Linked DNA regions of Homo sapiens: all the other regions are linked to region 1. Evidence: chromatin loops called from intact Hi-C (ENCODE). Cell type or tissue: B cell. All regions are shown on one strand. Links, peaks and the distances in the headings refer to the core of each region. The heading gives the core; the rest is flanking DNA.

Region 1 (10,189 bases), core at 953-8,952:
TCTAAAAGAAATAAGAAGCTCCTATGAGTTCTCTGAAAGTTTCTGGACTCACCATGGATCTTGACTGTGTCACTGCATCTGACAGTCCCAGGGAACAGACTCTCTGGTGGTTTCATAGAATCTATGCTTGGGCTCTCCCTGCAGTTTACTGGGTATAGTAATGACAAATCACTGTTTCAAGAGACAATTTCAAAAGCATTAGATGCTGCTGAGAGAGGATTGTGAACCAGGGAACTGCCCCTTTCTTCTTGGAGAGCGACATTGGGAGAATATGCTCTGTGAGCCCAAACAGCATCCTCCCCTGCAGGGTGAGGGCAGAGCTGCAGGACAGGCCCAGAACCCACTCCACACAGATGTCAGCCCTGGAGCTGCTGCAGAGGAGTCTGAGGAGAAAATTTTTCCAGCACCTGAATTACACTTATTTCAAAACAAAAATGCAATTAAAAAGTTAAAACAAGTAATTAATGTCCAGGCACAGTGGCTTACACCTATAATCCCAGAAATTTGAGAGGCTGAGGTGGGAAGATTTATTGAACCCAGGAGTTTGAGATCAGTCTGTGAAAAATAGTGAGGCTTCATCTTTATTTTTGAAAATAAAAATAAAATAAAACATAAAAAATTTAGCAAAAACTACAATGCGTCTTTACATACCCCATCATACTTGAAGCATTTACCTAACCCAATGAGGTGATGAGGACCCAATTTGAAAGGAGAAAATTTTAGACTTTTCATATATCTTAATAGTTGGAAGATGTAGAAGAAATATATTTATATCAATTAAATGTGTGCAAATATTGACAGACACACCATACCAGGAGTTCAACTTGCAAAGGGTAAAACCAAAAAAGTTTGAGATTGTTAATGTGCCATTTGAAGGTGAGATCGTTTTGAGGACCATGTCCTGTGAGAGTTTGTTTCTCTATTAGAGGAGTTCTGTACTCATAAAGTTCTGGACATGCCAGGAGACAAGTATCAGTAAACAAATATCAGAACTTGAACTTCAGCTTCCCACTCTTGCATTCTCCATGTGTCATCTCTCTACTATTTCTCATTCTAGATCAGGTCTTTAGCTATGAAATATTCCACCTAATTAACATGTAAATAGATTGAAGTCCACAGAGTTAAATATGTATATTTTCTCCTGTTTTTCCCAGTTGTTCCCTCCCACAGCTCCAATATTCTCCACTGTTACCATCACCTTCTAGATCTGCTGCCATGCCCTGCAGATTAAGGATTTGATTCCACGACAGAGAGGAGGTGCATTTCAATGGAACTTTGGTGAGAACCTCGGTTTTTATCCCATTTCCTCTGGGGCTCCACCAGTGCATCTGGAATAATGGGTTCAGTGGCTGGCCCCTGCAGGGTGATTCCTTAGTTCTGTAGTGAAGATGAGGGAGGTGGGTCTGAATGCATTTCAGAAGTATGGGCTCTCCTCTCTCAGACAGACACTTTGGGAAAATAAGATTTTTCTGACTGCACCCATTCTAGAACAAAGGAATTCAATTGGATAAGAATGCTGATAAAAAAAAACTCAAACCAAATTAAATTTAAAGGAGTTTAATTGAGCAATGGATGATTCATGAATTGGGCAGCCCCCGGAATCACAGCGGATTGAAAGAGAATTCAGTGCAGCCATGTGGTTGAAGAAGATTTATACATTTTTTTAAATGATGTACAGAAATCAGAAGTGAGGTACAGAAACAGCTGGATTGGTTACAGGCTGATGTTTGTCTTATTTAAACACAGTTTGCACACTCAAGAGTGTATGAGTGGTTGAGGTATGGCTGCTGAAATTGGCCAACGCTCAGCTGTTGGTGAGGTGCTCAGGTACATACTCCTGAGTTAGGTTTTCAATCTCGTCCACCTATTCAGGTAGGTTACAGTTTGTCCACAAGGACTCAAACATAGAAGTACGGAGTCCTCCTCAGGCCATATTTAATTCACTTTATCAGTGCCCTTCAGCATATGGTTCCTGAGAATTTCACACGGCAACATGTTTACCACCCTAGAATTTAAGCAATCCAATACATGTAATAGGCTGTATTTCACATGGCAACTTCTGCCTCAGTTTAGCTAACACTATGGCTTTGTTTCTCTCTACAAGAACTCATTTCTCCCAAAATTTCCATTTTCCTGAAAGGAAAATAAATCTTTGGGACCCTCATATCACTAAGCCAAAGGGAAAAGCCAAGCTGAAAACTGTTTGGGGCAAACCCACCTTCCATTCTTTCCCTAAAATGATAGCTGTTAAGGTGTTTACAAGCTACATATCTCCTTCAAAATTTGACCGCACAGAAAATCCTTGTTGACCAAGGACATTGTAGACCAAGCAGAGAGTCATTTCTCTGCTCACGTAAGTCAAATGCATATCTGATTGCTCCCTTTGCTCTATTGTTTCACTAAGCCAGACTAAGGCCTATGTGACTATTCCTGTAAACTGTGCATTCAGTTAAAGGCTAATCAGAAACTCAAATAATGCAACCATTTCTCTCATACCTACCTATGATCTGGTAGCTCTCCCCCCAACTTCAATTTGTCCTGCCTTTTTGAACTAAATAAATATACCTTACATATATTAATTAATGTCTCATGTCTCCCTAAATTGTGTAAAACCAAGCTGTGTCCCACCACACTGGGCACGTATCATCAGGACTCCCTGAGGCTGTGTCACAGGCATGTCCTTAGTCCTGGAAAAATGAACTTCCTAAATCTATTGAGATTAGTCTCAGATACTCTTTGGTTTATAAGTATGTTTTCTATCTCATAACTTCAATTATCTGAAATACTAAAGGAAATCTGCCAAATAACACATTATCTTGTTTATCTGTTATTGTTGTTGCAAAAATAAATATATTTATATAATTTATGTATAATTGATCATCTTTGTACATTACCAAACTGAGTAGCAGATTTGTTAGTAAGACCCAATGTAATAAAAAATTCAAATATCAATTAGCAACTTAATAGAAAAACAAATTACGCTACATTTGTTTGCCGAAATGCTACCAATTTTTATAAAAAAATAAACACATATAACATAAATGGTTTAATTCTCAGTATTTCTATTGAGAAAAATAAGCCAAATACATAAGCGAATATACTATATTATTTCATTCTTATAAATTCTACCAAATAAATACTAGTCTAAAGAAATATGAAAACATCAGTAGTTTATAAAGAAATGGTAGAAAAAGGGAAGGGGAAAAAACAAATAATATAAAAGATCAAGAGGAATGCTGAGGGGAGTTGACTTGTTACCTCATTGAAAATAGAGATTATTTTTTCAAAGTTTACTATTGCACATGTTAAATATGTGAATTTTATCATCTGTCAGTTAAAACTCATAAAATTTATTACAAGTAAACAGCCGACATTTTATACAAAAAAGGGATGATAGGAAGAAACAAATAAATACATTAAATGTCAGATACACCAAAAACTTATCTGCCTGACCCCTAGTTGTCTCCGTAATTTTTGGATGAAAACCAGCCCACCCCTGACCCTGCTGCTCTGGGAGAGGAGCCCCAGCCTTGGGATTCCCAAGTGTTTGCATTCAGTGATCAGGACTGAACACACAGGACTCACCAGGGAGTTTGTGCTAAGCTGGGTTTTCCTTGTTGCTATATTAAAATGTGATTCATGGAGAACTAGAGAGATTGAGTGTGAGTTACATGAGTGAGAGAAACAGTGGATATGTTTGGCAATTTCTGACCTTGGTGTCTCTGTGTTTGCAGGTGTCCAGTGTGAGGATCAGCTGGTGGAGTCTGGGGGAGGCTTGGTACAGCCTGGGGGGTCCCTGCGACCCTCCTGTGCAGCCTCTGGATTCGCCTTCAGTAGCTATGCTCTGCACTGGGTTCGCCGGGCTCCAGGGAAGGGTCTGGAGTGGGTATCAGCTATTGGTACTGGTGGTGATACATACTATGCAGACTCCGTGATGGGCCGATTCACCATCTCCAGAGACAACGCCAAGAAGTCCTTGTATCTTCATATGAACAGCCTGATAGCTGAGGACATGGCTGTGTATTATTGTGCAAGAGACACAGTGAGGGGAAGTCAATGTGAGCCCAGATACAAACTTCCCTGCAGGAACGCTGGAGGAAACCAGCTGCAGGGGGCGCTCAGGAGCCACTGATCAGAGTCAGCCCAAGAGGCAGGTGCACACAGAGGCTGATTTCCTGTCAGGGTGTGGGACTTCGTCTTTTTACCATTTCTCTAGGGAACCTCTCTAAGTTCAGAATTCTGTGCTTACCAGTGTCATCTCTACATGTTTTTTAATGATTATTTTAATATGAGAACCTATTCTTACATGCACAAAATGCAGATGGATGCTTACAGAGATGAAAAGTCCTCAACCATGGTCACCAGGATCAGCCTTGAGGAAACTCAGGGGTGCCTGGTGAATCTTCTCCAGTCAGACTCAGGACAGAAACCTCTGTGAGATTCCCTGACTAGATCAGTCTTCAGGAATTTTGATACCAGCCAATAGAGAGGCTGGGACAGGGTCAGTGTCATGTAGAACCTCACAGGTTTCACGTCTGACCCTTCTCCTTCTCCTGACACTAAAGTATGCAAATCAGTATCAGCACTGATCTGGGTCCCCTTTTGCTCTTAAACCATTCTATTTCTTTTTATTTGTTGTTGTTCTTGCTTTTCCTCGTACTTCTCTTGCTCCCTGTAAAATGGGGAGGTGTTTCTTGCTGCAAAAGCCCCAAGCCTCAAGCCCATTCCCTGCAGCTCAGGCGGGGCTCAGGCTGTGGCTCCTGCAGCCACATGGGAGTGGCTGTTGGGGCTTTCTCTTCTCCCATTGCTCAGCACCCTCCAGTGTGTTGTGTGGAGACTACCTGGGAACGAATGTGGACAACAGGAGTGAAGGGGATGAGCTTGCGTGGACAAAATGGGATGTGGATGTGAAATTTATCCTGTGCTGTACAAACAACCACAGATTCAACTTCCTCACCAGTAGTATTAGAAAGAGGGTGTGAAAGTTGTCAGAATAAAAATGGAAACACTTGTGTTAACACCCTGACAAATGGAACTAGGAATGACCATGAAGAAGTTTCTCATGCATATACTCCAGAAAACAAGAACTACCGTAAATGGATTCTGCTTAACCACAGCCTTGGATAGAAGAAACCACAACCTTACAAAAATCACTTCTACAAGGATATCTTCCCAGCAACTCCCTGTTTAACCCTACAGTGATGCCACCCTTAGTCCTACAAAAATCACTTCTACAAGGATATCTTCCCAGCAACTCCCTGTTTAACCCTACAGTGATGCCACCCTTAGTCCTGATTCTAGGAGCACAGGATAATCCTCTCAAAATGACTTATGTAACCCACCTCATTTTCACTGCGTAAACCTATGGATTCACATCCTGGAGTCACTGCTGCATTTGTTCTTAATGGTCATTAGCCCCTTTCACAATATTTGAGGCTGTTTTTCTCTGATGTCTCTTCTAAAATAAAGAATTTCCAAGTGGACAGCAGTAAAGAAGCTATTTAGGAAGATGTAATGGGAAGGCATCTTTAACATTCTGTTGAATGTTTCCACATGGCACTTCAATCCCCTAAAATACTTTGCTGTATCAGCATGTGATGAATCGGAGTATAATATTGAAGGTAAAATGGGAAATACATGGGCTTTTGATGAATCAAGTCATAGGATGAGAATGTCTGTGTCCTTGAGGAAGGAGACCATGGGTTGTAAGTTCTAGTGGAGGTACCTTTGGCAAAGGGAGTTCATGAGTTTCTGAACCTTATGCTACTTTTAATTTAAGGAAGCAATTTATGATGTATGTTTACTTAAATCTTTCCAGAGACATTTGTCAGTAAGGACAGGGTAGCATTTGTGTAATAGTGATGACTTAGAGAGTTATTTTGTAATTGCTCCTGTAAGGTATGCACATTGCTCACTTGATACAGAAGTTCAAATGTCACAGGTGGAAAAACAGGAATAAAGGTGGGCAGATCACAAGGTAAGGATCACAAGGTTAACCATCCTGGCTAACACGGTGAAACCCCATCGCTACTAAAAAATACAAAAAATTAGCCAGGCATGGTGGCGGGCACCTGTAGTCCCAGCTACTCAGGAGGCTGAGGCGGGAGAATAGCGTGAGCCCGGGAGGCAGAGCTTGCAGTGAGCCGAGATCACACCACTGAACTTCAGCCTGGGCAACAGAGGGAGACTCCATCTCAAAAAAAAAAAAAAAGAAAACAGGAATAAAGCAAATTTTATGAACTGTCATGACTGTAGTTTTTGGCAAGGACATTATCATGTCAACCTGTAAATAAACAGACAACAATAAAACATATCAAATCCATGGGGAGTCTGACCTGTGTCCCTCTGTCTTATAAGCACAAGGCTTTGCCACATCCAAAATATTATTCAGGCTCCAGGGTATAAAATGCTTTTGGACTGTGGAAGGTAACAGCTCTCCCCTCAGGCAGGGGTAAGGTATCTGGGGAATGCAGAGTTGTGTTCATAAGGAAGATGTCATTATCGTGTCTTCTCCTGTGCCTGGTAGCAGGTCCTGAAGGTGAGCGTCTCAGATGTCAGACATGGGTCTATCGGGTTAGGATAGGTACATGTGACTGACAGGGACTGATTCTCCATGTAATCACATGCCCTGTCCCAGGAGCAGCTGCAGGAGTCAGCCCTGGACCTGAATAGCACACACTTACCCTCTGCCTCACCTACACTGTTACTGGCCACTCCGTCACAACCAGTCCTTACTAGTGGACCTGGATCTGCCGGCTCTCAGGGAGGGGCTGCAATGGATAAAATCCATTGCTAGTGGTGGTGGGAGTCCATTTGTCTTGTGGAAAATGGCAGCATTTCCTTATTTTATAAGGCATAATAATGCTATGTTGTGTACACATACCACATTGTCTTTATCCATTTGCCCATTGACAGACACTTAGTTTCCATATCTTGGCTGTTGTGAATACAGCTGCAATAATCACAGGAGCGCAGGTATCTTCACAAGGCGGTAATTTCATCTCTTTGGGTATATTTCCATAAGCTGCATCACTGGTCATATGGTATTTCTGTTTTAATTCATTTAGGAGCCACCACACTGTTTTGCCTAATGGTAATGATGGGAATACAGAATGTCATAGCCGCTACGAAGAACAGTTTTAGATTTGAGGTATAATCCAAAAGCAAATAATGTTTGATCAGGGTTCTCATATGAGGCTCTAATAAATAAGTCCAGAAAGTTTTCCCATCTTGGGCAAGGATGAGTTTGCCCCTAATTGTCTTTGAGGAAGAAGATTGGCAGAACGTGAGATGGAGTCTGTTGGCAGGATTCAGGATTCAGTAATAACTAGTAATGGCACAGAAAAATAGAGAGATAGAGACATACAGAGAAAGAGAGAATATGAATCTCATAAGAGGAAAATTTGCTAAATATCAGCATTGGGTTTTCAGTCATAGACACATTTGTATGAGCCAGGAACCATGGAGTCAAGTGAGGAGTGGAGAATATGTTCAGTCCAAAAATCAGCATATTCTCAGAGGCACCCATTGCCCCATCACACAGGTGGAGAATTTTGGAAACCAGTGAAGTGCGAGTTCACATTAGGTGATTAAGCTACCATGTTTCGATAAACTTTCATTAACATGCAAAGTACTTCCATAGATAACTGATGCACAAATATACGAGATGCCTTTTTGCGTTTATGGATGTCTAGAGAAAAATAAGTGAGAAAATTTTTCCAGGTTGCAGAGATCTGTTTAAGTTGCAGATTCCATAGGAGAGTGTCTTTGAATGAATACTGTTCTATTAATTAAATAGGTCAAAATTCCCTCTGTTGGAGCAGCCTTCCAATTATATAGATTTCTTTATAGCTTCTTGAGTTGTGAAACATAAACCCAAGGATTGACTTACTGGAATATGACTGCTGTGTTGATTAAATTTCTGATAAGGTTTCTTCCAATGATTTGAGAATAGCTTTCCTGTTTTTTTACTCAAGGAAATGAATTTTCACAAGGTCTCAGGACATCACGTTTCAGGTGCTTTAGTTAAAGAGACTCTTCTTGGGGGCAGTCAGCTTTCTTCCAACCATGAGCTCATTTCTTCAGCAAACCATTCGCTTTGTGCCTCTATTAAGAATTATGAAGCTTTTGTACTTCAATGCACTGAAAATCATGCCCCTTGAATTAAATGTTGATTGGCACTGACATGAATTGGCCACTCTTGTATATGTGTCCTATGTTATGGGCTCAACATAACAGTGGACAGAGAATCGTCCATTAGCTGCCTCTGATTGTGGCACTGACCAGATTGAGAATCCTCAGAGTCATCCATGAAAAAGAGAGTCCTTAGGTTCATGAGGTTCTTGGAGACATTCAGGTAAGTGGAGGAGAGAAACAGGATTGGGGGCTGCCAGCCATTTCAACAAGACTGGGAACAATTATCATCTACGTTTAAAGGTCTACATCATTCCAAACACCCTCCAGGTTTCTCTGAGTTCATTGTGATGATTACATTCAGCTGCTTCTCCAGTGAGTTTAAATGAGCATGTGGCAATTCAGATGAGCCTGGCTGTGGGGTTTATTATATGTAAATCTGAACTACATAAACAAAGAGGGCATGTCTGACCGTATGAGGGTGCAAAATCCTGGAGACCCCACACCCCACACTCTTGTGCTTTCTTTTCTCCAGCAACCTCCAGGTTTTTTTGTATGAGAATTGTAATAGATTATCTCATGGCTAAGTCATCAAGAGACGTAAACTCTGAGAAATACAAGCAGAAAATTCTCCAGATAGAAGATCCAGGGGAAGAACATTTCTAGCACCTTATCTATGTAGGGGAAGGCAGTCCATCTCCATTACAGACCCCTCACAGCAGCCTTCCTTTATAAGGAAAATGGGTCAAATTAGCCAATAGGGTAAGAATCCTATAATGTTCCAGCCAGAAAAGGGAAAGCATCAATTTGACTTCTGGAGACTCTGTATATAGGTCACATTCCATAGAAAGAAGAGCACTAAATTATTAAGATTCAATTGTAACTACATATGATACTTCCGGGATGCACAAATTAAAGATGAAAGTGTGACAATGCACAGGCTCTGTCAGAGAAGGAGAACGTAGGGAAACTGAAAGAGAATGGCAGAGAGTAAGACAAGGACAGAAGAGCAATATGAAGCCTCTGACATCAACTCTGTAAGGACAAGGTCTTGGCAACTCCCGCATTGACCACAGATTCTGTTACCATGGGCCATTTGCAGGGTTCCTAGCTAAGGAAAAAGAAAAAAAAAAAAACTGCATGCACTTCCCAAGTCTCCACTTGTATCCTGTTTTTCTTAGATCTCTAGGACAAAAAAAATGGCATAAACCTAGACCTAGTGTCAGTGTAGGAGGTACTTTCTTTATAGGCAAGACACTAGGAAGAAGGGAAAATGTGTGTTATTGGACTAGGAGATACAGAGATGGCTTTAATCTGAATAGATCTACACCCGCAGGTATTCTCGAATGCAACATTCAACTACAAGAGCCTAATGAAGAAACACGACCCTCCCCAAACCCCTGCAAGCTCTTGTATTCACTGTGTCTCCACTGATTTAGTGCACCTGGAGCTTCAGAGCACTGGCTCCCTCCTGTGTCCTAGAATCTTTTCTTTGGGTCTTTCTGCAGAATTCAATAGGATTAGTTAGGCTAATCAATTGTTTCAAGAGATGGTGTTGGCAGCATATATTGTCGCTGGAAGAGTATTCTAAGCCAGGACACAGGCACTTTATGCCGGACTAAAGACTCTGGAGAAAATGTTTTGTGAGCCCTGACAGAAACCTCCTTGAAAGGTAAGGGCTGGGCAGGAGGGGCACTCAGGAGCCACGCAGCACACGGTCCAGCCCTAGAACAGGAGGCTGGGGAGGAGGTTTCCTCTCAGGGCCTCGGTTTTCCTTCGTCAGAAAAAAAAAAATCTAAAATAACCGTTCAACAAGTTGCTGATATGCCTTCAAATATCCTGCTACAATGGAACAATTCATATAACTTCAGGCAATGAGAACTATTTTTTAAATCGGGCTTCTAGGATTATAAGTATCTTAATAGTGAAAATGTGAAGAATAGGTATGATTTTACTATTTCAATGGATACAGAATTGTGGGAGTCACTATATTCCTATGAACAAAAAATTCAGATTTCAGTGTTAAGTAATGTTGCCTACATTGTGTGAGTGACGG
Region 2 (10,189 bases), core at 1,036-9,035, 80 kb after region 1:
CAAGCTCCCAGGATGTGGGGCTTTGGCACAAACCAGGTCATGGATGTCAGAGAGGGGCAGCTGGGTGTCTGGTCCATAGGCTCCCTGATGTTGGAGGGTTGAGAGGTGCATTCTCTGGGCCAACATATACTCTAGGGATATTTACTTCAGAACACATACTTTTATTTGTTGGTTTATGGTTAATGGGGTATTCATCCCTTCAATCATTTGTCCTTTGATTTACAAAAACATTCCAATTTCACTTTGGAAGTAATTTTATTATGTGCAATTAAGTCATTATTGATTATAGTCACACTATTTTGCTACTAAATAGTAGGTGTTATTCATTCTTTCTAACTCTGTATTTTGTACCCATTAACCATATCCACCTGTTCTCTGGCCCCCACTAGCCTCCCAGACTCCAGTTACCATCCTTCTACCATCCATGTTCCTGAGTTTAATTCTGTTGATTTTTAGAGCACACACATAAGTAAGAACCTGCAATGCTTTTTTTTTCAGTGCCTTGTCTTTTTCACTTAACATAGTGACCTCCAGTTCCATCCATGTTGTTGCAAATGACTGGATCTCATGGAATACCTAATTTTATTCGGTTCTTTCATATGACGTAGAGAAGCAAGCATGCAGTCTACAAACAACTGTAATTTTCACATTTACCCCAAATGAATTATTACTTATTTCTGTGCAGGGTCCAGGCACATAGTAGCCTTTCTCTTGAGGGACTGTTAAATTTAGAGTGAGATCACTTGTTTCTCATATTATTTGATTCCTGTCCATGTGCAGAGATCTTAAGTAATCTGCTTCTTTCTGCACACTAACTCTGACCTTCTCGACAAAAAGAGTAGAGATTTTCATGTTTCCTGAGTCTGGGGTAGGAGTTAGTCCTACACAACTCAGAGCCTGCAGAGACCTCCCAGTGCAGTTTTATAGACACAGGTGCTTTCTCATGGGGGGTGAGACCTCCACTTCCTGTGATTGCTGCTCAGATCTAACTGTGATTTCAGATTTAGGACACCATTAGGCTCTCAAACCATTTCTATTCTAAAAATCAGCCTCATCATAGAAAATGGAAATAATTCAATATCCATTTCCCTGACCGTATTTCATCCTTGTTTTTAATTTGGTGCAAGTTTATTACATATTTGCCTGAATCTAACTTCAGAATCAACTGAATTGGTCTAGAAATCTCAAAAATTGAACAGAAGTGGATTTTATTATTTTTACCAAAATGTGTGTAGGTAGGGTTTCCAATGTATCGTCCAGAACTTGTGCATGCTAACAACTGTTTTTCTCAGTCAATTATCAGCCTGGTGAAGCCCTTGCAAACCCCCTCACTCACCTGTGCTGCCTCTGGATTCTCTGTCACAATCAGTGCTTCCTGTAGGCACTGGATGGAAAGCACAGGAGTGGGTCAGGTGCATACGTGATGAGTGGAGGATGAATTCCAGCCCACTTATCATGAATTCAGACAAGCCCACATGTTCCCACATGCACTATATCTTCAGACAAGCAGATGTGTCTGCACATGAATTCTTCTTTCAGACAAACACGTCTGTCCCCTCATGGACTCTTGCCACACACAAGCACACGTGGCTTCTTGTGGACTGTACTTTCAGACAAGCACACATTGTTTCATGTGGACATCTTCCTCCCACAAATGCATTTTCCCCTGAGTAGACTCTTCTCCCACAAGCCCATATGTCCGCACATGGACATTTCTCACAGACAAACACCCATTTCCCCATGTAGTCCCTTCCCTCAGACAAGCACACGTATTCCCAGGTAGACTCTTCCCTTAGACAAGCACAGATGTTCCCATATGAACCCTTCCATATGACAAGCACACATGTTCCCATGTGAACTCCCGTATAACAAGCACACATATTTCCTCACGGGCTCATCACTCAGATAGGTCTGCATGTCCACATGTGGACTCTACTCTCAGACAAGCCCACAGGTCCTCACATGGACTCTTCTCTCAAACACCCGTTCTCCATTGTAGACTCTTCCCTTAGACAAGCACGCATTTTCCCATGTGAACTCTTCTGCATGGGAAGCACACATATTCCCACAGGGACTCTTCTCTGAAACACCCATTCTCCATTGTAGACTCTTCCCTTAGACAAGCACGCATTTTCCCATGTGAACTCTTCCGCATGGAAAGCACACATATTCCCACAGGGATTCTTCACTAAGACAAGCATGATTGTCTCCACTGTGACCCTTCCCTCAGAGAAGTACACTTGTCTACATATGGACTCTTCTCTCAGACAAGCAAACATGTCCCCACGTGGACTCTTTCTTCTGACAAGCACACGTGTCCCCGTGTTGTTATAATCATTTTCTCACCTCTGTCTCACAAAGTTCCCTGTCCTCCAAGAATAATTTTGACCTCTCACTTCTCATTCACACTATGGTGATTGGTGCACAGCATTTTCACCCAAGAGAAATGCAGGCAGCTCTCAGAATTTATTGTGATGGAGGCAGGAAGACAAACACAAAGATAAAACTTGTCGCTACCTTGCTGGGCTGTGTTCTGTGCAGAGTCTCTGAAGGCTGCCCTGGGGCTGTGTCCTAAGCTGTATCTCTCTGATTCCACTAGGAGAATGCACATAGAGAAATTCAAGCTGAATGGTGTCCTGATCCCTGCCTCATTCTGCTATTCTTCCCTATTCCTCAGAAATTCACCCAACATTGCCCTCTGTCTTGTATTGTCTACATTCTCACAGACTCTCTCATAGAACTTCAGCTTCAATGGTCAGAGCCCTGGTCACTTCTTCCCAACTCTCCGCACATGCCAAGTGCACATTAGAGACTCAATAATGAGGCTCACCAGGGGCAGTAGTAGTTTCATCTATCACAGTGGAGATGAAAATCCATGATTTAAAATAGGTTTCTAAAAAAGAAAATATGTCTCACATCAAACACAAATGAGAGAATGCAACGGCATAATTCATTTTCAGGTTTTTCATATGTAAATCTCCTAAAGTGCATAATTTAGTTTTTAGTGTGGTTCCTGATCCATGAATCCTTTTGCCTTCTTCATTATCTTTCATTCAAACAAACAGAGACCATACCCACTGTTCACAGTGTAGCCTCATGGAGAACATCTTCACCAGTCAGCCCAGTCAGTGAGTGAGGCCTTTAAATCCTTCATGCTAATTCAAATTTCTGGCTTTATTCTTAGTAGACCCCAGGTTTTCGGGGATGTTGGGTTGTGCCAGCACTCCTAAATAAGGGAGATAGAAATTATTTCCTCAGGCATCCTCTTGCAACATTTGGACAATTGGCCATAGTTTGATTATTGAGGTGTGATGCATCAAAATAATGTTAGTTCAATCTTCTCTCAACCAGTCATTGAACATTGAAATTTTGTAATTATTTATTTGGATATCTCTGAAGTTTACCTCTTGAATATTTAAGTCATATTATAAATAGTTTAAGCTGCCTACTAGGTAAAATGATCTGCTGCAGAATTTTGACTTCCTTGCTGTGCATTTTTGCATTTAAATTCAAGTTTCTATTACTCGTGTGTCTAGAATGTAAAAATACGTCTTACATTTTCTCGAATTTTTCATTTCACTGGAGTTTCCAGAAGATGAGAAAACCTCCCTTGTGTATAAAATACCTGGTAACACATTGCTCAATAGTTTCGTTGCTGAGACCAGCTCAGTCGGGAGACCCTAACCCAGCGGTGCTAGAGGAATTAAAGACACACACAGAAATATAGAGGTGTGAAGTGGGAAATCAGGGGTCTCACAGCCTTCAGAGCTGAGAGCCCTGAAGAAAGATTTACCCACGTATTTATTAACAGCAAGCCAGCCATTAATATTGTTTCTATAGATATTAAATTAACTAAAAGTATCCCTTATGGGAAATGAAGGGATGGACCGAATTAAAGGGGGTGGGTCTGGCTAGTTATCTGCAGCAGGAACATGCCCTAAGGCACAGATCACTCATGCTATTGTTTGTGGTTTAAGAACGCCTTTAAGCGGTTTTCTGCCCTGGGGGGGCCAGGTGTTCCTTGCCCTCATTCCGGTAAACCCACAACCTTCCAGCGTGGGCATTATGGCCATCATGAACATGTCACAGTGCTGCAGATATTTTGTTTGTGGCCAGTTTTGGGGCCAGTTTATGGCCAGATTTTGGGGGGCCTGTTCCCAACATTTCCTCTTTAATTTTTTTCTCCTCTCATATTGTACTGTTATAAGCAATGAGATATCAGGACACATCATCAACACTTTGCTAAGAAATATCTTCAGCTAAATTCCCAGAGTGTCATATACTAATCCTAATTTTAACTAAGGTAACATAATTAAGATACATTCTATAACAAGTCACACATTTTATCCAGTATCCAGTAACATGTTTGTGACAGAAACAAAGCAGGTGCTTCCTCTGCAAAGGGTCATCTGAGGTCTGAGTTGAGGGTCACACAGGTATTTTTCTGGTTTACAAGGGTGGGAACAACAACAGTAATAACGACTCTGAACAGCACTGGCCCTTCCTTGAAAGGTTGCAGGTAAAGCTACTGCTGCTATATCAAATTAACACCTTACTAGAATAAAGCCCAGAGGGAGGGTCCACATGCTAGGTCACAGAGTGAGGAGAAATGGAGCTGTGCTCTGCTCTCCACACTACCTACAAGACCCCAGACACACGCCCAGGTTCTACTGATGCAAGGCATCTACAGTGCAGTTCTAAGGCACCTGCTTCCTGGGGCAGGGAGCATCCTCCTGTCAATTGTGCACCTGCTCCTTCTGCAAGCTATTAAGTGAGCACTTCTATTGCCATGAATTATACATGTTCTCTCTCTTAACATGTATATTGAACATGCTTACTTACTTTGCATTTTATTTTTCTCTGAAATACACTGGATGAGCAGAAGAAAATAAATCACACCCCTGATGCTTTCCACACATACAAAGATTCCTGAAGACAGAGCTGACTGATATCCTCACCAGTAGACCACTGCCTTTCAGAGATGATCTTGGTATTCAAGTTCCAGCAATTCTTGAAGTTAAAGGGCACCTCTATCTCCTCTCCACTGCTTTGCACCTCACCTGATATCAGCTTTCTCATTAGAATGCCTTGTGTTTAAGGAATGAGAGTTCCTGTCACAGGTGCAAAGGCCCAGGTTCTCCCGCTGGCTCCAGTCCAGGGCTAGGGACACCTGTAAGACCATGATATCATCTGATACATAACCTTTACATCATAAGCTTTACATAACTTTTACATACATAACATCACACATAGCATTCAGGATACACACATCAGATCACCTTTACATGCTCTAACATGTAAAGATTAGGAAAGTCATCAAGCTCATTCTTATGTCAAAAAACATCTGCACAATTTGAACATCAACAATTTTTGAAATCTATCAAGGAATTGAAATTGCAAGGGAAATTACCCATTCCAAATACTGAAGATACAGACATGTCCAGGATCAGAGGTGACACTGGCTGAACTGGAAAAGAACTTGAAGAAAGCACGAGTTGGTGAGAGCACACACATGGTAAATGCTATGAAAGCCTAAACGGCAGATGTGGACTAGGGTGAGATTCCTGGGGACCTACACTCCGTAGTCTTCTGAACTTTCCTTCAAAATCTTCCAGATTCTCAGGTATACAATCCAAATAATTTTTTTATGGGTCTGAATTGGGGAGGATTAATTACCGAGAAATGTACCAAGAGCCTTCTAAAAAAAAAAAATCCTGTAGGAAATGAGATTTTCCAGAACCTGGAGGAACCTACAGTTCCCTAAAGACAGACACTGAGGAGAATAAATCTCGACAGCGCCACCTGGAGGTGGAGGTGAAGAGCTTCCTGGAGGAGCTGGACGGGAAGATCCACGACCTGAATGACTCTCGCCCAGGCCTCCCAAGCTGGGCACCGACAACTAGGGCTGGTGGAGGCCCGGGATCCCCACCGTGAGTCCCAAGCATGTGTGCGAGACCAGATGGCGCTAGGACGTTCCCTGTGTGCGTTGCTTCTGTAAATGCAGACGCAGTTTGTCGTGTTTCCAAACCAGTTGTGCCGTCCACTCACTCCTTTCCAGAGTAGAAATCTCCTCTCCGCCGGGCGCGGTGGCTCACGCCTGTAATCCCAGCATTTTGGGAGGTCGAGGCGGGCGGATCACGAGATCAGGAGATCGAGACCATCCTGGCTAACACGGTGAAACCCTGTCTCTACTAAAAATACAAAAAATTAGCCAGGCGTGGTGGCGGGTGCCTACAGTTCCAGCTACTCCGAGGCTATGGCAGTAGAATCGCTTGAACCCGGGAGGCGGAGGTTGCAGTGAGCCGAGATCGTTCCACTGCACTCCAGCCTGGGCGACAGAACAAGACTCTGTCTCATTAAAAAAAAAAAAAATAGGCTTTAGGAAGTAGCTCCTAGATGGGCAGAATCGGTTTAACCCTGTGTGTCCACAGGATCTGGAGCCTCTCTCTCCTTAGATTAGGCCACCTCCTCAGGATTACAGGGCTCTTCAGTTTTCTCAACATGCTGTTGTTGCCCCAAATAAACACAAAAGCACTTTATTTTCTTATGCTTACCTTTAATTTTTCAAAACAACATAAAGGTGATAATTTTAACAATAAACATATTACAACCTACTATACATGATACCCTTCCTGTAGTTCGAGGTTTATTCTCAGGAATTTATATGTATTACTTATTTTCAATTGCTTTCTGATATGGGATGTCAATGCCACTTTATTACAGTCTTTATTCTTTTAAGTTATCTCTAAAATCTCTAAAAATTAATCTTTCCAAAGCACCACTCAAAACCAGTGTATTATTAGAACTTGTGGGTGTAATCGTTGGACCAATATTAAGAATAAATTCTTAATGGACTAACTCAGATATAAAATTTCTGTCCTTCCTCTCTCTCTACATATATACATAACGACTTTGAGGTTTCAGTTGAATCAGTCCATTCATTGAATGTATGACAATAGGTTGATCTAATTGTATACGTTAAATAGCATGAAGAAACCTCAACAATAGCAAAAGTAGCCCCTTACCAAAAACAGCTCTATAATGTTAGATTCCACTTATGAGAAGTTCAAAAGAGAAAAACATGGATCTGTATTGTCAGAAATCTAAACATTTCCGCACGCAGGAGCTGACCACAGGCACAGGAAGACCTGTGTTGGGGGATGGACTTGCTCTTCGGTCTACCTTAGGTGCCGGGGACAAGAGTATTCACGTTTGCCAGAAACTCTCTAGTGACAAATTCCAGATCTATGCATTTCCTCTTATATGTAAATTTTCTCATAAAAACAAAAAATAATGTATAAAATAATTTAAAATTCAGAACATAATAAAAATGACATTACATGCCTATCCAAAACATTCAGTAATGAACATTATTATATGAATTAATAAAATGCATTCAAATATACCTACTGAAATTAACTTCTGGAAAATAAAAAGATAAGGGTAACATCCGTAACTTAAAAATTAATAAGCATATATTTCATAGAGAAGAAAAAGGTAGTCAAGACATATGTGGAATGTGTATTCTTTTTTCCAATCAAATGTCATTAAACTATTTAAACAATTTTTTAACCTGTGTCATAAGTATAGATTACTAATATTTGTCTGATATTACAATGTGAACAAGTTTTAAAGAAAAAAGGATATTTGACAGCATGTGAACTAAATTGAATTTATTCTTAATATTGGTCCAACGATTACACCCACAAGTTCTAATAATACCCTGGTTTTGAGTGGTGCTTTGGAAAAATTAATTTTTAGAGATTTTAGAGATAACTTAAAAGAATAAAGAATGTAATAAAGTGACATTGACATCCCATACATAACAACATATTGATCTATTTTTTGTTGATGGACTTTAAATTTGTTTCTAGTTTATGAATATTATAAGCAAAGCTGTTACAAATACCTTAGTGTAAGTTTTCCTATGTTGTCTCATTTTTATTGTGAAAACATGACGTATGCATTTCTTTCTTGTAAGAGTAATTTTAACTTTTTTCAGTTTCATTGAGGTATATTTGAAAAAATTTTTTAAAAGTATATGGTTGAGGAACAATGCACCACTTGATGCTTTGTCTTAGGCCATTCTCACATTGCTATAAAGAAATGCCTGAGACTAATTTGAAAAAAAGAAAAAGATGTTTAATTGGCTCATGATTCTGCAGGCTCTATAGGAAATGTAGTTGTTTATTCTTCTGGGGAGACTCAGGAAAGTTAGAATCATGGCAGAAGACAAAGAGGAGCAGGGCAATCACATGGCCAGAGCAGGAGCCACAGGAGGCGTGCAGCGGGGGGCGGGGCGGGTCTACACACCGTTAGACACCAGATCTTGTGAGAACTCATGCACTGTCATGAGAACAGCAGCAGGAGTTGTTGCTAAACCATTCATGAAAGACCTACCCCATGACCCAGTCATCTCCCAACAGGTCCTACTTTCAGGAATGAGGATTATAATATAACATGAGATTTGGGTCAAGATACGGATCCAAACCATATCAGATACACATTGTAAAATGATCATCGTAGTCAAGGTAATTTGTGTGTATATCATCTCACAGAGCTACAATTTTATTTTTTTAAATTTACTGCATATGTGTGTGTGTCTGATGAGAACATCTAAAATCTACCCTTTTAGCAAAAATCGTTTTTACAGTAAAGTATTAACTATAGGAACATTGCTGTACATTAGATTTCCAGAACTCATTCACCCTGCACAACTGAAACTCTGTACCCTTTGATCAACATCACCCAAATTCCCTCTCCTCCCAGGTCCTGACACCCTCTAGTCTACTCTCTTCTTTTAAGACCTTGGATATTTTAGATCCCACACGTAAATGAGATCATGAAGCATTTGTCTTTCTGCATCTGGCTTATTCCACTCAGCATCATGTCCTCTAGGCCCATCCATGTTATTGCAAATGTCAGAATTTCCTTCTTTTCAAAGCGTCATAAATTTAGTTTTATGTATACACATTTTATTTATACATTTATCAATGTATGACCCTTAAATTATTTTACAAATCTACACTATTATTAATAATCTTGCAATGAACATGTCTTTTGCATAATAATTTTATTTCCTTTTAATATATAACAAGAAGTGGAATCACTAGATCATAAGATAGTTTTATTTTCAATTTGTTAAGTAACCAATCCTACCACATCATATAAGGATTCCTTTTTCTCCACATTGTTGCCAACATTTTTAAAGTTTTGTCTTGCTGATAATAGCCATTTTAACTGCTTTGAAGTGATATATCATTGTGCTTTTTATTTGAATTCCCCTGATAATTAGGAATATTGATAAACTTTTCATTTTCCGTTTGCCATGTGTGTGTCTTCTGAAAAAAAAATCTATCCAGAATTTTGCCTTTTTTAATCGGGTCACTTGTTATTTGTTATTGAGTTGTATGGCTTATTTATATATTTTATTTGAACTTCTTGTCAGATATATAATTACACATAGTTTTTCCTGTGTTTTGGTATTAAATTCAAATAAATCAGTTCTGAATCAATGACAGGAAGTTTTTTCTTTTTCCATGTTGTCTATGAGTTTATGGTTTCAGGTATTATGTTCATTTTTAGTTGATTTTTATATCATGTTAGAGGAGGCCTAATTTTATTTCTTTTTATATGGATGCCCAGTTTTTACACCATTATTGAAAAGACTGTCCTTTCTCTACTGTGTGTTCTTGGCACACTCCATCAGGAAGAGACATAATGAAAAAAGTATATAAGATGAATATTCCTGATGAACATAGATCTAAAAGTCCTCAACAAAATACTAGCAAATAGAATCCAGAAGCACTTTAAAATGTAATACATCATGATCAAATGGGATTTACCCTGGGATGCAAGGTTCATTCAACATCCACAAATCAGTAACTGTGATTCGCCATGTGAGCAGAATAAAAGCAAAAAACATAGGATTATCTCAATAGATCCTGCAAAAGCATTTGATAGGATCCAACATCCACTCGTCATAAAAACCTTCAACAGACTAGGCATCAAAACATACCTCAAAATAATAAGAGCCATCTGTGACAAACTCAGTAAACATCATGCTAAATGAGCAAAAGCTCAAACACCTTGAGAACTGGAACAAGAGAAGGATACTGTCTCTCACTACTCCTATTCAATATAACACTATAAATCCTAGTTAGAACAATCAGGCAGGAGCAAAAATGAA
Region 3 (10,189 bases), core at 1,477-9,476, 57 kb after region 1:
ACGTAAGTGTTCAGGTATGGAATGGCAAAATTTGATACCTGGGGAGTGACAGAATACTACAGTCTATTACAGCAGCTGAGCTGAAATCGGTTTCTGGAGGTAAATGGGATTTAGAAATTATAAATCCAACTCCCAAGGAGCTGGCTCAATCAATACATAATGAAATGTGAAATGATTAGAAATAGCCTACATATGCAATTTCCATCTGTGAGAACTAAGTGAAAATCCAGGAGAGAGTTGGCAGGGAGAGGGATACTGCACCAACCTCAGATTTTGACCATTTTCATTTAGGGCTGATGGGCTCATGACCACTAGAGTTAGCAATTACACTGTGATAAAAGATAAAAGCTTCACAAACTCTACCCACCCAGAAGGGGGCTCAGGTGGTGAAATAGGGAGGGTAAGGCATGAAACGACTGAAATATGGGAGGATAGTGAGATGGGTTCTCTCTTTTTGAGTTTTATCTTTTGCTTCTTTACTAATTTTTGTTAATCTGGATTTGGAGAATGACTAGTGTAAAAGTGGATTCTGTTTTGAGTCCCTTAGAATGGAGGAGAATGTGTGGGCCAATGTTGTGCCCAGAGACTACTACAGAACAATAGTAGATGAATGTACATGACCCAAACACAAAGCTTTGTGGTTGCTGATGGGAGAGCTGCACTGCCCTGGCCTACTGGATAACAGCTTCTCCAAAGTGTATTTACCCTGACAATGGAGATTGCCTTTCTCTTTTAAGTGAAAAAAATGGAACACTACAATAAAGTAGTGGTAATGCTGTGTGTGTATGTATAAGACATTCTGGAGTGGGTTTGTGATAATTGGGATATGTATCACTTATCCTTTTATTTGTATAAATTTATGGGGTGAAAGTGCCGTTTTGTTACATGGATATATTGTTGAGGGATAAAATCTGGGCTTTGAGTATAGCCATCATCTGGATGGTGTATATTGTACCCATTAAGTAACTTCTCATCCCACATGCCACTCCCACCCTCCCAACCTTCCAAGTCTCCAATATTTCTTATTCCACACTCTGTATCCATGTGTACATATTATTTAGCTCTCACTTATATATGACATGTGGTATTCAACTTTATTCTTCTGAGTTCTTTAACTTAAGATAGTGGCCTACAGTTTCATCCATGCTACTGGAAAATACATAATTTCATTCCTTGTCTATTATTGAGTAGTAATTAAATGTGTATATGTACATACACATGTATAGTGTGTGTATGTGTGGGGATGTGTGTGTACATATATGTATATGTATGAACATATACGACTGTTTCCTTTATCTAATCATTTACTAATAGAAACTTAGTTTGGTACCATGTATTTGCTATTGTGAATAGAGCAGCAATAAACATATAAATGCAGGCATCTATCTGATATAATAATTTATCTTCCCTTGGGTAGATACCCAGTAGTGGGACTGCTGAATGAAATATTAGTTCCAATATTAATTATTTGCAAAATCTCCATACTGTTTTCCATAGAGCTTATAGTAATTTACATTTCCACTAGCAGTGTATAAGCACTCCTGCTTCTCTGCATCCTTACTAGCATCTGTTTTTTGTTTTGTTCCATTTTTCTTTTTGACTGTTTTAATAGTAGCTTTTCTGACTGGTATAAGATGGTATCTCACTGTGTCTTTAAATTGCATTTTTCTGATGATTAATGTCATTGATTATTTTTTCATATGCTGGTTGATGATTTTTTTGTCTTTTGAAAAATAAACATTGTAGTAATTTGCTCATTTTTAATGTGGTTATTTGTGGGTTTTTGTGTTGCTTTTGTTTCTTGTAGTTTGTAAATATTAGCTCTTTGTCAGATACAGAGTTTAAAAATAGTTTATCCCATTCTGTACGCTTTCGGTTAAGTTTTTTGATTATTTGTTTTGCTGTTCAGATGCTTTGCTTCTTATTTGTATTAAGTCCAAATGGTCTATTTCGGTTTTTATTGTTTACTTTTAAGGTTGTAGTCATGAATTCTTTGCCTAGGACAATCTCCAGAACAATATTTCCTAGAATAGCATCTGCAACTTTCAGACTCTCAGGTCTCCCAGTTAAGTCTTTTATCCATATTGGCTTAATTTTGGATATAGTGAGAGATACGGGTCCAGTTTTATTCTGCTGCAAATGGCTGTTCAGTTTTTCCTGCACAATTTATATAACAAGGTGACCTGTTCCCAGTGTATGCTTCTTGTCTAGTTTTTCACAGTCAGTTTGGCTGCAGGCATTTGACTTTATTTATGAAATGTCTATTCTGTTCCACTCATCTATGGCTTTCTGCTAGATTGTTACTTGATTGTTACTTGTGTATAATAATGCTACTGGTTTTTGTATGCTTTTTTCATTTATTCTAAAACTTTACTGAATTAACTCATCAATTCTAGGAGTATTTTGAAAGAATATTAGTTTTTTTAAGTACAAAATCATATTATCAGCAAACACAAAGAGTTTGACTTCCTCTTTTCCAATTTGAGTGCCTTTATTTCTTTCTCTTGCCTAATTTCTCTGGCTAGGATTTCAAGTTCCATATTGATTAAGAGTGGTGAAAGTGGGCATCCTTGACGTGTTCTGAGTCTTAGGAGGAATACTTTCAACATATTCCTATTCAGTATAATGTTGTTTCGGAGTTTGAAGGTGATTTATGGAGAATGAGAGATGTTGAGTGCGAGTGGACATGAGTGAGAGAAACAGTAGATATGTGTGGCCGTTTCTGACCAGGGTGTCTCTGTGTTTGCAGGCGTCCAGCGTGAGGCGCAGCTGGTGGAGTCTGGGGGAGGCTTGGTACAGCCTGGGTGGGTCCCCGAGACTCTCATTTGCAGCTTCTAGATTCACCTTCAGTGACTTCTGAATGCACTGGATCCGCCAGGCTTCTGGGAAAGGGCTGGAGTGGGTTGGCCGTATTAGAACCAAACGTAACAGTTACACGACAGAATGCGCTGCATCTGTGAAAGGCAGGTTCACCATCTCAAGAGATGATTCAAAGAACACACTGTATCTGCAAGTGAATACCCTGAAAACCGAGTACACGGCCATCTATTACTGTACTAGAGACAGTGAGGGGGAGGTTAACGTAGGCCCATACACAAATCTCCCTGCAGGGGCGCGCAGGGCCAACTGGGGGCGCTCGGGACCCACTGAGGATGGGACAGGTCCCAGGGGCGGGTGCAGGGGGAGGTTTCCTTTCTCAGCTGCAGGAGGCGGGTTTGTTTTTGCAGGAATATGGAGTCTTATGAGGTTTTGATATTTTACTATGGTTATTTATCATGATTTTTTAAAATTGGGATTTGTGTTTTAGTAATTTTTAAATTTATATGTAGGGGTATTTTTAAAAATTAAGTTTTAGGGTACATGTGCACAACGTGCAGGTTTGTTACATATGTATACATGTGCCATGTTGGTGTGCTGCACCCATTAACTCGTCACTTAACATTAGGTATATCTCCTAATGCTATCCCTCCCCCCTCCCCCCACCTCACAACAGGCCCCGGTGTGTGTTCCCCTTCCTGTGTCCATGTGTTCTCATTGTTCAATTCCCACCTATGAGTGAGAGCATGCGGTGTTTAGTTTTTTGTGATTGCAATAGTTTGCTGAGAATGATGGTTTCCAGCTTCATCCATGTCCCTACAAAGGACATGAACTTATCATTTTTTATGGCTGCATAGTATTCCATGGTGTATATGTGCCACATTTTCTTAGTCCAGTCTATCATTGTTGGACATTTGGGTTGGTTCCAAGTTTTTGCTATTGTGAATAGTGCCACAATAAACATATGTGTGCATGTGTCTTTATAGCAGCATGATTTATAATCCTTTGGGTATATACCCAGTAATGGGATTGCTGGGTCAAATGGTTATTTCTAGTTCAAGATCCCTGTGGAATCGCCACACTGACTTCCACAATGGTTGAACTAGTTTATAGTCCCACCAACAGTGTAAAAGTGTTCCCTATTTCTCCACATCCTCTCCAGCACCTGTTGTTTCCTGACCTTTTAATGATTGCCATTCTAACTGGTGTGAGATGGTATCTCATTGTGGTTTTGATTTGCATTTCTCTGTACCCTAAAACTTAAAGAATAAAAAAAATCCTTCAAAAATAATTCTTCCTAATAATATGCACTTATTCTCCTAGGTTGTATTAACATCTGTTGATATCTTCAACTACATAGCTATGGCGACATTAATTTACATCTGTAGACATATGTGTAAATACACAAACTTATGCATACATGTCTAGTCTTTTATATTTAATATAATAAAATCATTATAAAATATGTCCTAATGAATGAAACTTAATGATTAACTAAATATAAATTATAGTAATCCATTATTCATTGCAATGATTCTCTATAGTTTACATAAATTGGTATCTATTTGTAAGCTTAAATATAGTGTATTGGTCATTTTAAAATGGCCAAGAACAAATTTCAAATGTCCCTGTCACACAAACACACACAATAAGGATTTGAGGATTTGAGTTGATATATATGTCAATTAGCTAGATTCAGTTATTCCATATTGCATTCATAAATCATAACATAGCTTTGCACTCTATAAATACATAGTCAAAATTTCTCAATTTTCAATGAAATTTTAATTATACATTTTTTAATCCGTCCTAGGTCATGATTTTTTTCTCCCTGTCAGGATATGATTAGATTGTCCTGAGAAACTCATTCAGCCTCCTGCCTCCTGAAGGCTTCAAAGGCTTCAGGAAGTAAGCTCCTGGATGGGCAGAAGCAGGCAAATCTTTCATGTGCACAGGACCTGGAGCATCTCTCTTTGGATTAAGCCCCCTCCTCAGGATTACAGGGCTCTTCATTTTTCTCAACAGGCTGTTGTACCAGATAAGCACAAAAACTTAATTTCATTATGCTTTGCTTTTTTTAAAAAAAAAAAATGAAGGTAATAATTTTAACAATAAACATATTACAACCTGCTACACATGAGACCCTTCTTGTGCTTCGACCTTTCTTCTCAGGAGTTTATATGTATTACATATATTCAGTTTTTTTCTGAGTTGGAATGCTTATTACAGATTATTCCCCTTATTACAGATTACTCTTTTAATTTATCTCTTAGAATGATTTTTCGAGAGCCCCTGCCTGCCCGCGCCTGGTGGAATGGAGCGGCGCCTGGGCTGAGCCAGGCGCGCAGGGGCCTCCGCACGTGCCGCGCCGGTAGCAGACGCCAAGCGGGCGGACAGTGAGCGTGAGAGGCCGGGTCGGAGTGGCCGCCGGAGCAGTGCCGGGGATGGAAGAACAGCCCATCTTCACCACCGGAGCACAGGTCTTCCAGATTGACCCCAACACCAAAAAGCACTGGATGCCTGCGAGCAACAGGCGGTCACCGTTTCTTACTTCTATGATGTCACAAGGAACATCTATGGGATCGTCAGTGTGGACGGAGCCAAGGTGACCATAAACAGCACAATCACACCGAATATGACCTTCACCAATGTGTCACAGACGTCTGGGCAGTGGGCCGACAGCAGAGCCAACACGGTGTTTGGTTTGGGGTTTTCCTCTGAGCAGCAGCTGACAAAGTTTGCAGAGAAATTCCAGGAGGTGGAGGAAGCGGCCAAGACAGCCAAAGACAAGACCCAGGAGAACATGGAGCCCTCGAGTAATAATCCCGAGAATCCGGGCATGGAGCCCCATCTTCTACTCCGGCATCCAGTGTCAACGGGACGGACGATGAAAGGCCTCTCAGGCCGCTGCAGCTGACACGCACCTGCAGTCTGGGAACCACAAGCTGAAGGCGGCCTCGACGCAGAGAGCTGCCCACGGGAAGAGGTGGGAGATGGAGCTGCAGATCCGGCGGGAGAGCGACGCCCGGCTGCCCACGGCGCTGCAGGAGTCGGTGGCCAGCGTGGAGCAGAGGAAGAGGCCGTGAGATCCACAGAGAGGAGAAGAACACGCAGCTGAAGAGGAAGATCGAGGAGCTGGAGGCGGAGCTCCGAGAAAACGAGAAAGAGTGGAAGTCCCCAAAAGCAAAGTAAAACTACTCCTCAGCTCAGGTGAGTGCAACTGTGTCTCTGAGAAGATGGAGGCGGCAGAGAGAGGATCAAAACCTGGAAGACAAAGTGCGTTCCCTGAAGAGAGACACTGAGGAGAGCAAATCCAGACAGCGCCACCTGGGGGTGGAGGTGAAGAGTTTCCCGGAGGTGCTGGACCGGAAGATCCACAACCTGCCTGACTTCCGCCCAGGCCTTGCATACTGTGCACCAATAACTAGGGCTGGCCGAGGCCCAGGCCCCTCCTGTGAGTCCCAAGCGTGTGTGCGAGACCAGATGGCGCTAGGACGTTCCCTGTGTGCGTTGCTTCTGTAAATGCAGGCGCAGTTTCTTGTATTTCCAAACCAACTGTGCCGTCCACTCACCCCTTCCCAGAATAGAAATCTCTTGTCCAGGCACAGTGTCTCACGCCTGTAATCCCAGCACTTTGGGAGGTCGAAGCGCGGGAGGATCACGAGGTCAGGAGACCGAGAGCATCTTGGCCAACATGGTGAAACCCTCCCTGTCTGTACTAAAATACAAAAAATTAGCCAGGCTTGGTGGCAAGCACCTGTAGTCCCACCTACTTGGGAGGCTGGTGCAGGGGAATCGCTTGAACCAGGAGAGAGAGTTTGCTGTGAGCCGAGATCGCACCACTGTCCTCCAGCCTGGGCAACAGAGCGAGACTCCATCTCAAAAAAAAAAAAAAAAGAAAAAGAAAAATTTCCTCTCGCTTCTCTGGCCTTGTGAGGTTGTGGACAACTGGAAGATTTTGACTCAGGAATCCAGAACTAGGTCTACCTTCAACATTTACACAGTCAGGCCAGGGATGTTTATATTTTTCATAAGGGCTGTTGAAACCATATGAACTGAAAAAAAGCACTTTCTAATCCAAATATTGATATTCTTTACACCAGGTCATCGGGCTCCTTTTATCGAATAGCATTCAGGGTATTTGAATGTCCATCAGGCGCCAGGCCCAGGGGGCACAGGGAGAACAACATTCCTCTCCGTCAATAACGAGAGGCTTTAAAACAACTGTTTAGTGGAGACTTATCGAGATGGCAAACAGGTTTCTGGTGGGTACATTTTCTGGCCTGGGGATCACCTGCATCCACGATATTGCCCTCTGCCCCCCAGTTTGTATGGTTGCGACAATGTTCCTTTTCTTGGTTTTAATTTCTGAGCGGATGATTGTGGTGCGGGAACAGCACACAGTGAGGGTGCCTAGCACAATGCCTGGTGCAAAGTAGGTTTTTTATAAACGTTTGTGCGGCTCACACCTGTAATCCCAGCAATTTGGGAGGCTGAAGCAGGCGGATCACCTGGGGTCGGGAGTTCGAGACCAGCCTGACCAACATGGAGAAACCTCTTCTTTACTAAAAATATGAAAAAAAAAATAGCCGGGAGTGGTGCATGCCTTTAATCTCAGCTACTCGGGAGGCTGAGGCAGGAGAATCACTTGATACCGGGAGGCAGAGGTTGCAGTGAGTGGAGATCGTGCCATTGCACTCCAGCCTGGGCAACAAAAGTGAAATTCCGTCTCAAAAAAATTTTTTTCTAAAGCCCCACTCAAAACCAGGGTATTATTAGCAGTGTAATAGTTGGACCACAGTTGAAAATACATTCAATTCAGTTCATGTGCTCTCAAATATCCTTTTTCGTTTTAAAGTTGTTCTCAGTTGTAATATTACTCAAAATATTAGTAATTTATACTAATGACACAGGTTACAATATTGTATACATAATTTAGTGACATTTGATTGGAAAAAATACATGTTCCCCATGTCTTGAGTATTTTTTCCTTCTCTATAAAATGTATGCTTATAATTATTTAAGTTTCAGATGCTAGCATTATCTTTTTGATATCTGGGATTTAATTTTAGTAGGTATACTGGAATGCCTTTTATTAATTCATATAATAATGTTCATATTTTAGATAGGATTTTAATATTAATTTTACTATTTACTGAATTTCAAACTTTTCTACTTTTTTTGTTTTTATGAGATAAAATTCACACATAAGAAAAAATGCATAGATCTGAAATGTGTCACTAGAGAGTTTCTGGCAAATGTGAATACCTTTGTCCCCAGCACCTAAGGTAGCCTGAAGAGCAAGTCTCTCCCCAAAACATGCGTCTTTTTCTATGCCTGTGGTCAAATCCTGCATGGGGAAAGGTTTCGATTTCTGACACTATAGATGTATTTTATTCTGCTTTGAACTTTATATAAATGGAATCAAACATTATAGACTTTTTTTGGTAAGGGGCTACTTTTCTATTTTTGAGGTTAATTCATGCTAGCTAATGTATAAAATTAGATCAACATATTGTCGTTTATTCAATTCATAGACAGACTGTGATATGAACCACCAAAATTTTCATGTACATGGAAAGAGAGAGAGAGAAAGAGAGGAAGCAGAGATATTTTATATCTGAGTCAGTCCATTAAGTAAATAAATGACAATATTTTCATTTATTTTTATGTCAGTGGACTTTAAATTTGTGTCCAGTTTATGAATATTATATGCAGAGCTGTTACAAATAGCTTAGTGTAAGTTTTCTGATGTTCTATTTTTATTGAGAAAATATGAAGTATGTATTTCTTTATTCTAAGAGTAAGTTTAATTTTTTTCAGTGGTATTGAGGCATAATTGAAATATTTTTATAATATATATGTTTAAGGTGCACCAATTGATGTTTTGATATTGTATTAGTCCATTCTAACACTGCTATAAAGAAATGCCTGAGGCTGAGGTGGGCGGATCATGAGGTCAGGAGATCGAGACCATCCTGGCTAACACGGTGAAACCCCGTCTCTACTAAAAATACAAAAAGTTAGCTGGGCGTGGTGGCAGGTGCCTGTAGTCCCAGTACTCCGGAGGCTGAGGCAGGAGAATGGCGTGAACCTGGGAGGTGGAGCTTGCAGTGAGCTGAGATTGCACCACTGCACTCCACTCCAGCCTGGGCGACAGAGCGAAACTCTGTCAAAAAAAAAAAAAAAAAAAAAAAAAGCTTGAGACTGAGTAATTTGGAAAAAAAAAAAGATGTAAGATGTTTAATTGACTTGTGAGAACTCAACTCATGCATTGTCATGAAAACAGCACCAGGAGTCAGTTCTAAACCATTCATGAAGGACCCACGCCATGACCCAGTCACCTCCAACCAGGTCACACTTCCACAATTGAGGATTATAATACGACGTGAGATTTGGGGTAGGACACAGATCCAAAGCATATCAGATATACATTGTAAAATGCTCATCATAGTCAAGGTAATTTGCATATCCATCTTCTCACAGAGCTACCGTTTAATTTTTTTTAAATGTAGAGCTTGTGTGTGTATGTGTGTCTGATAACAACACCTAAGACCTACTCTTAGCAAAAATCACTTTTACAATATAGTATTAAATACAGGAACATTGCTGTGCATTAGATCTCCAGAAATGATTCAGCTTGCACAACTGAAACTCTGTGCCCTTTGACCGATATCACCCAATTTCCCTCTCCTCCCAGGTCGTGGGACCCAGTACTCTACTCGCTGCTATCAAGAACTTGGATATTTTAGATCCTACATGCAGATGACATCGTGAAGCATTTGTCTTTCGGCATCTGGCTTATTCCACTTAGCACCATGTCCTCTAGCTCCATCCGTGTTGTTGCAAATGTCAGAATTTCCTTTTTTTTTTTGAAAGCCAAATGAAATTCAGTTTATATATATACATTTTCTTTATACAGTCATCAATCTATGGTCATTAAATTCTTTCACAAATCTACACTATTATAAATAATCTTGCAATTAACATGTATTTGACATCATAATTTTATTTCCTTTGACGATATAACAAGAAGTGGGATCACCAGGTCATATGATAGCTTTATTTTTCAATTTATTGACTAACCAATCTTACCATACGATATAAGGATACCCTCTTCACCACATTCTTGCCAACATTTGTTATCTTTTGTCTTGCTGATAATAACCATTTTAAGTGGTGTGAGGTGATATCTCATTGGGCTTTTTATTTGAATTCCCCTGATAATTAGGAATGTTGAGTACCTTTTTAGGATCTGTTTTTCATCTGTGGGTCTTCTGAAAAAAAATCTAACCAGGTTTTTGCCCTCTGTATTAGGTCAGTTGATATTTGCTGTTGAGTTGTATGGTTAATTTATATATTTGGGTGGAAC

Evidence for each region. Peaks named below come from ENCODE experiments on the same cell type or tissue, not always from the same donor. Only the 100,000 strongest peaks of a DNase experiment are listed, where the experiment ranks them.
Region 2: a loop joins it to region 1, with 14 times the contacts of the local background. A loop is called at or near these places in 9 of 110 quality-filtered maps.
Region 3: a loop joins it to region 1, with 21 times the contacts of the local background. A loop is called at or near these places in 9 of 110 quality-filtered maps.

Annotation. Positions count from the first base shown.
Region 1 is chr14:106,512,428-106,522,616 of GRCh38, reverse strand. It overlaps IGH, the pseudogene IGHVII-46-1 and the pseudogene IGHV3-47. Among named protein-coding and RNA genes, the nearest start is that of LINC00221, 35 kb to the right of the region's middle. In B cell, for the core only: CTCF peaks have their summits at 3,899 and 4,100 (motif pointing right); a DNase peak (open chromatin) is centred at 4,116; H3K27ac peaks cover 270 bases.
Region 2 is chr14:106,432,123-106,442,311 of GRCh38, reverse strand. All of the region lies in intron 1 of LOC124903400 (a long non-coding RNA gene), which reads right to left. It also overlaps IGH and the pseudogene IGHVII-40-1. Among named protein-coding and RNA genes, the nearest start is that of LINC00221, 45 kb to the left of the region's middle. In B cell, for the core only: CTCF peaks have their summits at 5,619 and 5,827 (motif pointing left); a DNase peak (open chromatin) is centred at 5,811; H3K27me3 peaks cover 435 bases.
Region 3 is chr14:106,456,128-106,466,316 of GRCh38, reverse strand. It overlaps IGH, the pseudogene HOMER2P1 and the pseudogene IGHV3-42. Among named protein-coding and RNA genes, the nearest start is that of LINC00221, 21 kb to the left of the region's middle. In B cell, for the core only: CTCF peaks have their summits at 5,933 and 6,133 (motif pointing left); a DNase peak (open chromatin) is centred at 6,156.